Regions from separate parts of the Homo sapiens genome. Here region 2 is linked to region 1. A link is an interaction called in ENCODE POLR2A ChIA-PET data of the cell type or tissue named here. Cell type or tissue: endothelial cell of umbilical vein. All regions are shown on one strand. Each heading gives the region's core, and the rest is flanking DNA. Links, peaks and the distances in the headings are about the cores only.

Region 1 (7,099 bases), core at 1,384-6,383:
GTCTCACTCTGTCACCAGGGCTGGAGTGCAGTGGCACGATCTGGGCTCACTGCAACCTCCACCTCCCTAGTTCAAGCGATTCTCCTGCCTCAGCTTCCCGAATAGCTGGGACTACAGGCACACGCCACCATGCCCAGCTGATTTTTGTATTTTTAGTAGAGACGGGGTTTCACCATGTTGGCCAGGATGGTCTTGATCTCTTGACCTCGTGATCCGCCCGCCTCGGCCTCCCAAAGTGCTGGGATTACAGGTGTGAGCCACCGTGCCCGGCCTCAAGTAGTAATTTTTAAAAATCATACTTGATTGTTACATGGTTTATTTTGTAGAAAGAAAAAGTACTTTAAAAAGTGTATGTCAAATATGTTTTTATCTACTGAATATTTTGGCCTTTGTTGTATTTGAGTTATTCAAAACTGAAGTTCAATTACTACAAGTGTCTTCCTAGTACTACTCTCCATTAATGTGTATTCTTCATAATTATAGACATGACCACTGTGAGATCCTGAATCTACTTTTTGTTTAAAATATTTTAAATTTGTTTTTGCATGTTTACTCACTATGCGATTACATTTATAGAATTGTGTAAAATTATGTCTTTCAATCTAAGTATGGCATACCTCATTTTATAGTGCTCCACTATCTTGTGCTTCATAGATACTGTGTTTTTAAAAATTGAAAGTTTTGTGGCAACCCTGTATCTAACATGCCTCTTGGTTTCATTTTTTCAACAGCATGTGCTCATTTTGTGTTTCGGTGTTACATTTTGGTAATTCTTGGGATATTTCAAACTTTTTCATTATTTTTATATCTGTTACAGTGATCTGCGATCAGTGATCTTTTATGTTACTGTTGTAATTGTTTTGGGGTGCCACAAACCACACCCATGTAAGATGGTGAACCTAATTGATAAACGTGTGTGATCTAACTGTTCCACCGACCGGCTGTTCCCCATCTCTCTTCCTCTCCTCGGGTGTCCATTTTCCCTGAGACACAACAATATTGAAATTAGGCCAATTAGTAGCCCTATAATGCCCTCAAAGTGTTCAAGTGAAAGGAAGAGTCACATACCTCTCACTTTGTGTGTGTGTGTGTGTGTGTGTGTGTTTTGAGACGGAGTCTTGCTCTGTCGCCCAGGCTGGAGTGCAGTGGTGCGATCTTGGTTCACTGCAACTTCCGCCTCCTGGGTTCAAGCGATTCTTCTGTCTCAGCTTCCCAAATAGCTGGGATTATAGTTACACGCCACCACGCCTGGCTAATTTTTTGCATTTTTAGTAGAGATGGGGTTTCACCGTATTAGCCAGGATGGTCTCGATCTCCTGACCTCGTGATCCGCCCACCTTGGCCTCCCAAAGTGCTGGGATTACAGGCATGAGCCACCATGCCCAGCTACATACCTCTCACTTTAAGTCAAAAACTAAACATGATTAAGCTTAGTAAGGAAGGCATGTCAAAAGCCGAGATAGGCTGAAAGCTAGGCCTTTTGGGCTAAATAGCCAAGTTGTGAATGCAAAAGAAGGAAATGAAAAGTGCTATTCATGTGAACATAAGAATGATAAGAACCTTATTCCTGATAATGGAGAAAGTTTGAGTGGTCTGGATAGATGATCAAACCAGCTACAACATTTCATTAAGCCAAAACCTAATCCACAAGAGATGCCCTACCTGCCCTCAGTTCTGTGAAGGCTGAGAGTGGTGAGAAAGCTGCAGAAGAAGAGTTGGAAGCTAGTAGAGGTTGGTACATGAGATTTAAGTAAGAAGCCATCTCCATAACATAAGTGCAAGAGGAAGCAGCACGTGCTGATGTAGAAGCTGTAGCAAGTTATCCAGAAGATCAAGTTAAGGTTATCGATGAGGGCAATTACACTAAACAAGAGATTTTCAGTGTAGACGAAACAGCCTTCTATTGGGAGAACATGCCATCCCAGGACTTTGATAGCTAGAGAGAAGTCACCGCTTGGCTTCAAAGGATGGGCTGACTCTCACCATCTCTCTGGTGACTTTAAGTTGAAGCCACTGCTCATTTACCATTTTGAAAATCCTAGGGCCCTTGAGAATGACGTTAAATCTACTCTGCTTGTGCTTTATAAATGGAACAGCAGAGCCTGGATAACAGCATATCTGTTGATAGCATGGTTTACTGAGTTAAGCCCACTGTTGAGACTTACTGCTCAGAAAGAAGTTTGTTTTTTTCCTCAAAATATTGCTGTTCATTGACAAAGCACCTCTTCACCCAAGAGCTGTGATGGAAATGTACAAGGAGATGAATGGTGTTTTCATGCCGCTAACAACATCCAGTCTGCAGCCCATGGATCAAGGAGTCATTTTGACTTTCAAGTCTTATTACTGAAAGTAATAAGGCTATAGCTGCCATAGATTGTGATTCCTCTGGTGGATCTGGCTATAGCTGCCATAGATTGTGATTTCATCAGGCTATAGCTGCCGTAGATTGTGATTCCTCTGGTGGATCTGGGCAAAGTCAATAGAACACCTTCTGTAAACAATTCACCATTGTAGATGCCATTAAGAACACTGGTGATTCATGGGAGGAGGTCCAGATATTAACATTAACAGGAGTTTGGAGGAAGTTGATACCAACTCTCATGGATGATTTTGAGGAACTGAAGACTTCAGTGAAGGAAGTCACTGCAGATGTGATGGAAATAGCAAGAGAACTAGTATTAGAAATGAGCCTGAAGATGAGCCAGAATTGCTGCAATTTTATGAGAAAACTGTAATGGGTCAGGAGTTGCTTCTTATGTATGAGCAAAGAAAGTGAATTCTTCAGATAGAATCTACTGGTGAAGATGCCATGAACATTGTTGAAATAATAAGGGATTTAGAATATTACATAAACTTGGTGGATAAAGCAGCAGCAGGGCTTCCATTTTGATTGATGCCAAACTTTAAGGAAGCTGTACTGTAGGTAAAATGCTATCAAACAGCATTGCATGCTACAGAGAAATCTTTTGCGAAAGGGGGAGTCAATTGATATAGAAAACTTCATATTTGTCTTATTTTAAGAAATTGCCACAGCTACCCCAGTCATCAGCAACCACCAGCCTCATGAGTGTTCAGCCATCAAGAGATTGAGGCAAGACCCTCCACCAGCAAAAACATTATGATGCCCTGAAAGCTCAGATGATAGCATTTTTTTAGCAATAAAGTATTTTTAAATTATAGTATGTACATTGGTTCTTTTGGACATAATGTTGCACACTAAATAGACTACAGCATGATGTAAATATAACTTTTGTATATGGTGGGATACAAAAATTTTGAGATTTACTTTATTGCAATATTTGCTGTATTTTGTTGGTCTGGAGCTGAACCCACAATATCCGAGGTACGCCTGTCTACTTCTTTTTTTCTCTTATCTTGTTTTTCCCTTTTCTTCCTTTTGCCACATCTGTGCTTCATTTCCTGTTCCTGCTCCAACTTATTTAATCTATATACAATCCACACATTGCAATGATTTGGCTTGTTTCTGAAGTCTTGTAATCTATAGGTTCCCTTCTGACTTCTTTTCCTTGTTTTTGTTATTGAAGAAATAAATGTTTTTCCTATAGTGTTCCCAAGTCTGGATTTGTCCCCATGGTACTGTCTAATAGGATCCTCCATTCCTGAATTTCCTACAGACAGGCAAGCAGGTCTAGAAGTGTGATCAGATTCGGATTTAATCTTTTTGGCAAGCCTAGTTCATAAGTGATGATTATTATTGTGTAGATCAGATGTTTTCAACTAGGAGTAATTTTGCCCCTAGTGGACGTTTGGCAATGCCTGGAGACAATTTTTGGTTGTCAAAACTTGGAGGGTGTTAGTGGCATCTAGCAGATAGATGCTAGGGATGCTCTAAACATCCTATTATGCACTGGACTGCTCCCAACAAGAATTACTTACCTAGCCCAATATGTCAGCAGTGTAAGATTGAAAAACTCTGGCCAAGATTGATTAAATCATTAACCCGATTAAATCATTAACCCATTTATGCTGAAGGTTGCAAATTTTTTTTGTGAAAAATCAGACCTTGGCAATGACCTTGAGCAGTAGGATATAAATCCCACAAGCTTAGCGTTCCAATAATGGAACACTAGGCATAACTGTGTTAAGGGTTGAAAGTAGTGGTAATGTATTTCTTTTATTCCCTTTTCATTAACTGGGATGCTTATAGAGAGATACTTCCCCTTATCACCATTGGTCACTTAGAGGTACAAATTGTATAGGAAGGGAAGGGCTTAGCAGTTTTCAGAATAGTGAGTTGGTTTGAGTATTATTCATAGGTTTAAATATATTTTCTATGTTTTTAATCTATTGCAGTTTTTATCCTTATTGATGTTTAAAATTGTCTCATCTTTGGTCAGGAGAAGCCTCTTGCGCTAACTTTTTAGGTTTTTTTTTGTTAAAATCCTCTGTAGCTTCCCTGCTTTCTGCTGTGACAAGATGTTCTAGGCTTATCTTGTATATATTTCCTGTCTCAGACCTAGACTGAGCCATTTCTGCAGGGGGCTCTTGGCACTTTTGTGGGAAGTGGATAGTTTGCAACTGAATTAGTCATTATTTTTAGACTTCTTTGGCAGACCCAGCTGGAAGATATACACATTCAAAGATACAGCATGAGTTGATACCATTACTTGCCATTTAGATCTACCTGAAGATTTTTATTGAACCTCATCATCTATCTTCAGTATCTCATTTCTTGCTGAAAATACTGTTTCTCAATGATAGTGACCTAATTACTCATTTGCTTTTCTCAGACATGTCACTGAGTAACAATACCAAAACTATCACTAACAATATAATTACTGAAGATAGTTTTTGTTGTTGCTCTAGGAATGTATAATCAAATTACTGTGTTTTAAAGGCACTTGGAATAGTTGTTTTCTGTATAATTTCTATATAATTATTCCACTGACTGTTACACAGGCTCATTTAAAAAAAATAATTATGGAAAATATTTACTTGGTTTCAAAGTTATAAAAACAGTCTGTATTCCAAGAATATATTCCTGGGTTGTGGTTTCTCTGTTTGAGTATTGTACATGAAAAGCTAGTAACCAACTCCAAACCCCCTCAATTTGGAGCTTCGTGGTCCTCATTAATTTTCGGACTTGGGGGTCCGTCCCCACCTCCTCTGTTCTTCAGATGAGATAGTTAATTATTGATTTTTTATTTTATTTTTTTGTGACAGGGTCTTGCTCTGTCACCCAGGCTGGAGTACAGTGGCACGATCATAGCTCACTGCCCCAGCCTCCTGCCTCCTGGGTAGGTGGGACTACAGGTGCATGCCATCACGCCTGGATAATTTAAAATTTTTTATTTTTTGTAGAGATGGAGGGTCTCACTTTGTTTCCCAGGCAGGTTTCAAACTGCTGGCTTCGAGTGATCCTCGCACCTCAGCATCTCAAAGTGCAGGTGTGAGAAGTACGGGCGTGAGCCACCATGCCCAGCTGATCCATCTTCTAATTCACTGATTGTTTCCTGGCGTCTCCATTCTGTCTTGAGCCAATCCAGTGAAATTTAATTTCAGTTATTTTTAATTTCTAAATTTTCCTTTTGGTTTTTTTTTTGTAGTTTATATTTCATTACTGAACTCTTTTCATTTATTTTAAGTGTGTTTTTCTTTATCTCAGGGAGGTATAGTTATTGTTGCTTCAAAGTTTTTTACTATCTTAACATAGGAGGCTTAGTCTGATCATTTCAACTTGTAAGTTACCTTGGACTTGACAACTGTTGATTAATTTGATGATCAGGTCATATAGACTTAGTTTCTGTTGGGGTTTTAGCTGCCATGCTACTGCAACCATGCCACTCTGCAACCAGAGATCACCCTCAGGGCAGAGCTACGAGGTGGGTGAAATGGGAGATTTACTCCCTTGCAGTTGTTTCTCTAAATTTTGGCTGTCCTCCGTATTGCTTTCTGTTTATTCATTAAGACTATACTATACAGAGTCTGAATGTAGTTGTGGTTTTTTTTTTCCTTTGAGTTTTCTAACTGTAATTAACAGGACCAATGGCTTGTAGTGCTTGTAGTGGGCTGCAGTGTATGATGCCCTAGTGCAATTGGTACTTTACTTTTTTTTTTTTTTTTTTTTTTTGAGACTGGGTCTCACTTTATTGCTCAGGCTGGAGTGCAGTGGTGCGATCACAACTTACTGCAGCCTTGACCTCCCGGGCTCAGGTGATCCTCCCACCTCAGCCCTGAGTAGCTGGGTCTACAAGCTCGTGCAATCACATCCAGCTAATTTTTTTAATTAATATTTTTTGTAGAGATGGCCTTTCACCATGTTGCCCAGGCTGGTCTCAAACTCCTGAGCTCAAGTGATCCTCCTGCTTTGGCCTCCCAAAGTGTTAGAATTACAGGCCTGAGCCACCGTGCTGGGCCTTCCCTTTACTTTTTATTTTAGATATAATTAGATCTTAAAGTCTTCATAGAAGGTTGCATTTCAGTATGTAGTTTTGGTTTGTTAAGAAATATTAAGAACTATAGTAGCTAGGATGCTATGTCTGTTCTTTAGCTTTAGAACTGCTTAATAGCATTATTGTTGCCATTAAACTCATTCTTTCTGATAGTTTAAAATTTAGTACTCTCAAATTGAGTGTGCCAAACCAAATTCCTAAGCATTTTAATCTCTGATCACAAATTGCTTTGCATTTCTTGGTTTTCTCAGTTAATATGTTGATCTGTTATTTTTGCTTGAGTCATTCAGTTATCTTGTAAAAACCATGTTTGGTTCTCTGTAAATAACTATTGGTAATAAGAACATGTCGTTCTTCAGTACCCTCATCTCCCTACTTGTAACAGGCTGAAAGAAGTCCTAGCTGTAAAATATGTTCTGTAACATAAGAGAATGATATTTTGCATCAATTCTTAGGTGTGTCGTTTGGACTGGTGATGAGCGGGTCTTCTTTTATAATCCCACCACTCGTCTTTCTATGTGGGACCGACCTGATGATCTGATTGGCAGGGCAGATGTTGACAAAATTATTCAGGAGCCCCCTCATAAAAAAGGAATGGAGGAATTGAAGAAACTAAGTAAGTTTTAAATTAGGAATTTATCCACTGATTTTAACATTCTTTTCATATTTTGATAGAAAATGTGGAA
Region 2 (7,099 bases), core at 1,094-6,093, 990 kb after region 1:
AAGAAAAAAATCTGAGCCTGGTTTACAGGTAGGCCATCTTGGTGAGTAGAGCAAGCTGAAAATAGACCATGGCCACATGACAGCCCCATTCAGGAGTGGTGCTGAAAGACAACAATGAGGAGATACTTTCCTATGGCTTCAGACAGTGCACCTAGCCATCTACCTTATATGGAAAGAAAACAAAAACGTGGCTTAAGATTATATATAGACCCTAGGCAGCGTTGACTTGGACCCGGAAGGGGAAAGATTAAAAGATCGAGGAAAAGAAAGTCGTGGGTAGAAGCAGATGGGTGGACCTAAGGGAATGGGCATGAAGAGTCAAGATACATGTATTGCATTGTTAATGCCCCCCAGAGGGCATCCATCACAGAAGAGGCACTAAACCATGAGGTACATAAAGTGACCCTGTTAGTTGACATCTGCCAGGCTCTGCCATCAGCAGCCCCAATGTGGCACAATGGGCATATGATTAGAGTAGGCACAGTGACAGGGCTAGAGGCAATGCAGGGAACCGACCAATGCTGATTCAGCTACTGGTGCTGTCAAATGTCCGTCATGCCAGCAAGAGAGAGCAACCCTACTTTCCAATCTGGCACCATCCCTTAAAGATACAAGCAGCCACTTGGTGACAAGTTGAATACACTGGGCCCCTTTCATACTAGAAGGCACAGGGATTAATTTTTACAGAAATGAACACATTCTAGGCACAGATTTGCCTTTGCTGCTGCTAGGGCCTTAGTCAACACCACTATTTGAGGGCTTAAGGAGTGTCTCATTAACTGGCACAGGATCCCACAAAACATCACATGAGACCAATGGGCCCACTCAATAACAAATGAGATACAAGAAAGGCCACATGACCACAGGATCCACAGTTATATCAAATACCATTTTAACCAGAAGCTACCATCCTGAGTGTGAAGGAATGGCCTATTGAAGGGACAACTGAAGTGCCAATTCAGAGAGGAGTCTGTGCAAGGATAGGGAGCCATCCTCCAGGGTGCACTGGACATTTTACATCAATGCCCTTTATATGGTGCTGTGTCCCAAAAGGAAGAATACATGAATGCAAGAACCAAGGGGAAGAAGCAGGAGTGATCCCTTTTACCTTCACTCCCAGGGACCCAACTCGAAATACACGCTTTCCACTTCTGCGGTTCTGGGTTATTTAGTGCCTTTTCACCAAGGAGAAATGTTTCCACCAGGGGGCATAGCAAGAATCCTACTGAACTCTAAGTTGCAGCTGCTACCTGTGTACTTCGGGCTCATGGGCCCAGAGTCTGTAAACAAGCAAGGAGAGTCAGCATCCTTGTAGGACCCTGATTATCAGGAGAAGGTAAGGCTGCTGTTACACGATAAAAGAAAGGAAGAGTATGTATAGTACCTTTGTGAACTACATGGGTTCTTATATGTACTAACTTGCCCAGCATTAATGGTATAGACAAGTACATCAGCCATAATGTACTTGAGCCTGAGAAAGCCATGGTGACCAGGGACTCTGCCCCTTCCATGTCCTAACACCAGGCAAACCATCTGGACCAGTGAAGGTACTAGCTGAGAGTGAGGAGCATCTAGAATGGTCAGTAGAGGACAATAATGGGTCTTACTGTGGTCTTAAGACCAGCTGTGGAAAAAGAGGCCCTGAGACCTCCCAAGAGAAGAGACCCTAAATCCTGAAGTTTTTGCTCCCTGAACGTACACAGAGAAGTAAATCTGAGGTCAGCTGTGGTGGCTCATGTTTGTAATCCTAGCTCTTTGGGAGGGCAAAGGGAGAGAATTGCTTGAGCCCAGGAGTTCAGGACTAGCCTAGCCAACATAGCTTTTTCTCTACAAAAGTTTTAAAAATTAGCTGAACGTGGTGGCACATGCCTGTAATTCCAGCTACTTGGGAGGCTAAAATAGGAGGATTAGTTGAGCCCAGGAGGTCAAGGCTGCAGTGAGCTGTGATCACACTACTGCACTCCAGCCTGGACAAGAAAGTGAGATCCTGTCTCTCTCAAAAATAAAATAAAATAAACAAAAAACAAAACAACAACAATAACGAGGAAGTGAATCTGAGCTATATGAAGAGTGGTCTGTAGTAGACACTTGGTATTCTACCCAGGTCTCTCTTTTTTTTTGACGGAGCCTCGCACTGTTGCCCAGGCTGGAGTGCAGTGGCACAATCTTGGCTCATTGCAAATTCCACCTCCCGGATTCAAGCGATTCTCCTGCCTCAGCCTCCCAAGTAGCTGGGAATACAGGTGCCTGCCGCCACGCCTGGCTAATTTTTGTATTTTTAGTAGAGACTGGGTTTCACTGTGTTGGCCAGGGTGGTCTCAAGCCCCTGACCTCAGGTGATCCACCCGCCTTGGCCTCCCAAAGTGCTGAGATTACAGGGGTGAGCCACTGTTCCCGGCCCCTGGTCCCTTAAGACTAAGGGATTTATTACCCCGGGTGCTCTCAACCCTTTTCTGAAAATTGCCCCTGTCTAAAGCCCCGCCGACCCAGGGCATATGACCCGATAGTTGGTTAATGTGAGCACCCAGAGGCCTGGCCTTCTAGTCAAAAAAGGGGAAGAATTCTAAAGGGTTATCCCAGTATCATGCCTGCCTATAAGGTCATATAAGGTCTGCTGAAGCCTTTGTTAAGACCACAACACGGCTTAACTTGTCCCTCTCCCTGATCCTTCTTTTTCTCTTCCCTTCCACAGATGTCGATCCAGGAACACTCCCGAATAAACTTCCTTCATCCTATTATTCTTCTCAGATCTGCTTCCCAGGATACTCAGCCAACAACAGTGAGATTGATATTAAATAAATATGTACATGGACAGACATTTTTTATTTAGCCAGCATTTTAAATTTTATAGATTTCACACTCACATTTATATTTCTTTAAAAATTAAGAGACCTGGCAATTCTGGGCTCATAGACACACATCAGTGCCCATTAGCTAGAGTAAAATATTGGCTGCCTGTTGACAGAATATGTATTCTCCAATTAGCCATAATGTCTGTTGCTTCCTCTTCCTTTACATGGGGTTTGCTGCCATTTATTTATGCCCCTGCCTGGTTTATGGTCATCTGAATTTCTGGCATCAGAAATTTAGAGACTGTTGAGTTATTTAGGAATTGGAGAATAGGGAGTCTGTGTCTCAAATGTGAAGGGTGTTGTATTCTGAAGGAGTGTTTGATATCTGTTCAGAATTAAGATGGCAGTGAGTTATCTCCAGGGAACTACCTCCTTTCCAGCCCACCCTCACTCCACCAGCACTGAGCCCTAAATCACAAGACTGAATCCCGGAACTACCTGCACCCTGTCTGTTAAAAGCCTGTCTGAGAACATGCGCCGGAGCTGCTGAATCTTCAGTTAAGTGCAGTCAATTTCACCCTTGGGTGAATGGAAGCACATGTGATTGAGTTCAGATCCCTTCCTGAATAGCACAACAGTTCACTCCCAGAAGGATGTGAAACTCACTCCTGGATGGGGACTCAGAACAGCAAGCCAACCCCAAAGTGTGAGGCTGCAATCCCACTTTGTATTTTGCAGGCTTCCCCTCCATCTTCAGGAAGGGACTTTGGCTGTGTTGTTTGTGTTTTTCCCTCCTGTTTCCTGTACTCAGCTATAGCAAATGTTCCAGGGCCATTGGCCTCATTAGTTCTGGCTCCGTTTTGCGGGGGAAAGTAGGGATGGCAGAGACACATGCCTGAGAGTCTAGACACAGATTGCACCGAGCAACTTATCCAAGGAGCCCTGGGATGAGAAACAGGCACCTCTAGCAAATGGAGTGTCAACAAATGAGTACTTTTTATTGATTTGGCCACCTCTACACACTGATCCCAAATAAGACCCTAGATTTCTGAGCTCAGGGGGTCCAGTGACCTGAGCTCACCTGGCCTCAAGTGGAGTACTTAGATAGTTTAAAGGGCCAGGCACTTATTTTTTCACTGGAGACATAAACATAAGAGGCAAAAAACAGAAATAGAGAAAGCTGTTAGATTTTCCAAATTTGTTTCAAATTATTTGACTTTGGAATTAACAACCTGAAAAACCTTAGCCTTACTTGCCTCACCTGTTAAAGTAGCTGGTAGAATAGCTGAGTGGATATGCTGACACAAAAAAGGGGAAACAGGTCTTATGAAACAGAAAAATGGGTTGATTCATTTGAAAGGAGTTGCTGGTGTATATCATTATAGTACAGGATAATTAAAAGAATAGATTTTGAAGTCCCCATAGAAGTGAGTGGATGGAAAATGAAGGAAACCTGCCCAACCTGGCCCCTAGTCAAATACTAATCTTGCCTCCCTGCTGTAATCGTACACCAAATTAGATAAGGACCTTCTGGACTGAATTTATTAATAGAGTACATATACAGAACGCCTTCCAAAAAGGCATACACAATTAATGCATATTTTAACAAGTAACCAAGTCTTCTTTTCAGTACCTCACAGCTACAAACAATTTACACGGACCTCCAAAAACATCAAGGTATTGCTGGCAAAAGAGATGAATAATTTTGTGTTATTGACACTTCATTAGATTATACCTTTCATGGGGATTGTCTTAGTCCATTCCTGCTGCTATAACAAAATATCTTAGACTGCGTAATGTACAAACAACAGAAATTTATTTCTCACAGTTCTGGAGGCTGAAAAGTCTGAGATTAAGGCATCAGCAGATTCTGTGTCTGGTGAGTGGCCTATTCCTCCTGGATGGTGCCTTCTAGGTCCTCACCTGGCTGAATGGGCAAGACAGCTCCCTTGAACTTCTTTTATAAGGGCACTAACTGCATTCGTGAGGGCAGAGCCTTATTGATTAATCACTTCCCAAAAGGCCTACTTCTTAAAACTGTCACATTGAATTTTAGGCTCCAAAATACAAATTAAGTTCCAACATATAAATTTCCAACACCAACATTTGGACCATAGCAGTGATCCTTTATAATGCATAAAAAGGTGCTAGTTAATAGAACAATGGCTCTATTGTAATGAGGGTTTTAAGCTAATGCCACTATGGAAAACAATGATTTTTAACACCCACATATCTTTGACTCACTCAGCCTTAATTAAAATTAAAGTTAAAAGCAGGCACTACTTTCTTTTTCCAAGCAGGAGTCCTGGAAATCACTTGTAGAGCTAGCTTTAAGAAACCACTATTACAAATGATTTCACAACTACAATGCACTGGATTTGCAATTTGCCTTTGTTTAGAAAGATAAGAGGAAAGCTCAGTGGATGTTTATACATCTACTACAGAATTTAATTTAAATCTATAGTTAGTCTTTATTTTGTCACCACAAAGTTAAACTTCTCTTTATGTCCCCTGACTAAAAACCTGCAGAGAACTTCTTGTAATATTGAAGGCCTATTTTAACAGGTCCAAGCTCTCCCCACTTAACTCTCTGTGACTGTAAAAGACTATCGCAAGAAACTAGATTATCAGAAAGTTTGTTGTAAAGAACCTACTCTGTAAAGGTAGAAACTATGTTTTGCCATAGAAAGTTGATTTGACTCATTAACTTAATAATTTTTTTTCTTATATATATGTATATATTTTTATTATACTTTAAGTTCTGGGGTACATGTGCACAATGTGCAGGTTTGTTACATATGTATACATGTGCCATGTTGGTGTGCTGCACCCATTACCTAATGTAAATAATGATTGTTTTATTATGACCTTGCAAGTTGAGTTTTCTTTAGGATAAAAAGATGATAAGAGCCAATGGACAGCAATAATGATATTCATATTAAATTTTTTTCAAGTAAAATAGAAAAGAACTAGCCAATTAAGTTGCGAATACAATGTACGCTATTTTCCACGACAACACCAATAAAACAGAAGAATATCCGAGGCAGCCAATCAGCCACCACCAGGGACAGAATGGCAGACTCCTCTGCCAAAATTCTTATGACCACTGGGGCACCCTCAAGCACATTGTAGCCTTGGCCAGTCCCTGGCTCTGGAGCTGTTTGCTTGATGTCAGTAATTTTCCCCTTCTCCAGTAATACTCCGCATCACTGATAGCAGCTGTAGGGCAATATCAATACACCTCCTTGACTGTTCTTTAGGTCCCCTTGCTTTCCTCTCTACTTGGCAAGAGGCCACTTGTTGCCCTGATAGGGCCCAGGTGAGAAGATATATCATGGAGCTCAGAAATGGAATCCAACTCTGCTAGTCACACAAACCAGTGTTTAAATTCTAGCTCTGCTGTAGCAACTGTGGTGCCCCACACAAGTTCTTTTAAACTCAGTTTTCTCCTCTATAAAATAGGGATAATATGGTTAAGTTAGATAGCATGAAGATTAGGTAAAATGTTGGAGAGGTCCTGATATTCTGGGAATGCTCCAATAAACTGGACTATTTAATCAGATTAATTAAAATATTGCATGATGTTGCCCAAGGCACAGAATGTTATTGAGTGAACCCAATCAAAAGATAGCCAAAAGGTGAACCTCCAAAAATTCCATGGATATATATATTTTTTGCACATTTTTCTGGGAAGAAGAATCTCTAGTTTTCTTCAGATTCTCAAAGGGTGTATGACCCCAAAGAGGTCACCCATTCTCACTGGTATAATATTGCTTCCCAATCCTTAGCTCTAGCCAGCCCTCTCCTCTTAGCCTCAGTATCATACATCTAACTGCATACAGGATGTTTCCACCTAGGTGATCCACAAGCGCCTCAGTTACAATACAGTGGCCCCTTTGGTGCACCATCTTGATCCTTCAGGAATAAAGGGCTTATGACTCCAGCTTCTGCAAAAGCTACTGGCAGAAGGCTCTCAGTTGTCAGCCACCTTTGGACATTGCTTCAGCTAAAGACATCCATTTTGTCTGAGACGTCACTGCCTTGAGGGGTGACCCACATGCAATGATACTGATGAGGAGTTGTAAAGGCCTGACCCTTATCCCAACTCAGGAGCAAGCTGAAGGTTCATCCTCTCTTCGTAACTCCCTTCAGGGTCAGCTGAGGTGTCCATTGAGGCAGCCTTCTCCCTCTACCCAATTCTGCCTCCATCTCCTTCCTTTTCTTCCCTTCCTTGGTGTTGACCTTCAGAGCACTCCCTAATAAGCCTTCTGCATATTATTCTTGGTATTATAATCTACTTTCTAGGG

The links. Peaks named below come from ENCODE experiments on the same cell type or tissue, not always from the same donor. Only the 100,000 strongest peaks of a DNase experiment are listed, where the experiment ranks them.
Region 2: POLR2A ChIA-PET joins it to region 1 with 7 read pairs; 1 of 35 experiments calls an interaction of 5 or more read pairs at or near these places.

The regions. Positions count from the first base shown.
Region 1 is chr5:146,471,625-146,478,723 of GRCh38, forward strand. It overlaps TCERG1 (transcription elongation regulator 1), which reads left to right. Exons shown (of 23, transcript NM_001382548.1): 10 at 6,869-7,029. Among named protein-coding and RNA genes, the nearest start is that of TCERG1, 28 kb to the left of the region's middle. In endothelial cell of umbilical vein, for the core only: a CTCF peak has its summit at 3,778; DNase peaks (open chromatin) are centred at 3,567 and 4,517; H3K27ac peaks cover 648 bases.
Region 2 is chr5:147,463,200-147,470,298 of GRCh38, forward strand. All of the region lies in intron 1 of DPYSL3 (dihydropyrimidinase like 3), which reads right to left. Among named protein-coding and RNA genes, the nearest start is that of DPYSL3, 43 kb to the right of the region's middle. In endothelial cell of umbilical vein, for the core only: a CTCF peak has its summit at 1,187 (motif pointing right); DNase peaks (open chromatin) are centred at 1,232 and 3,572.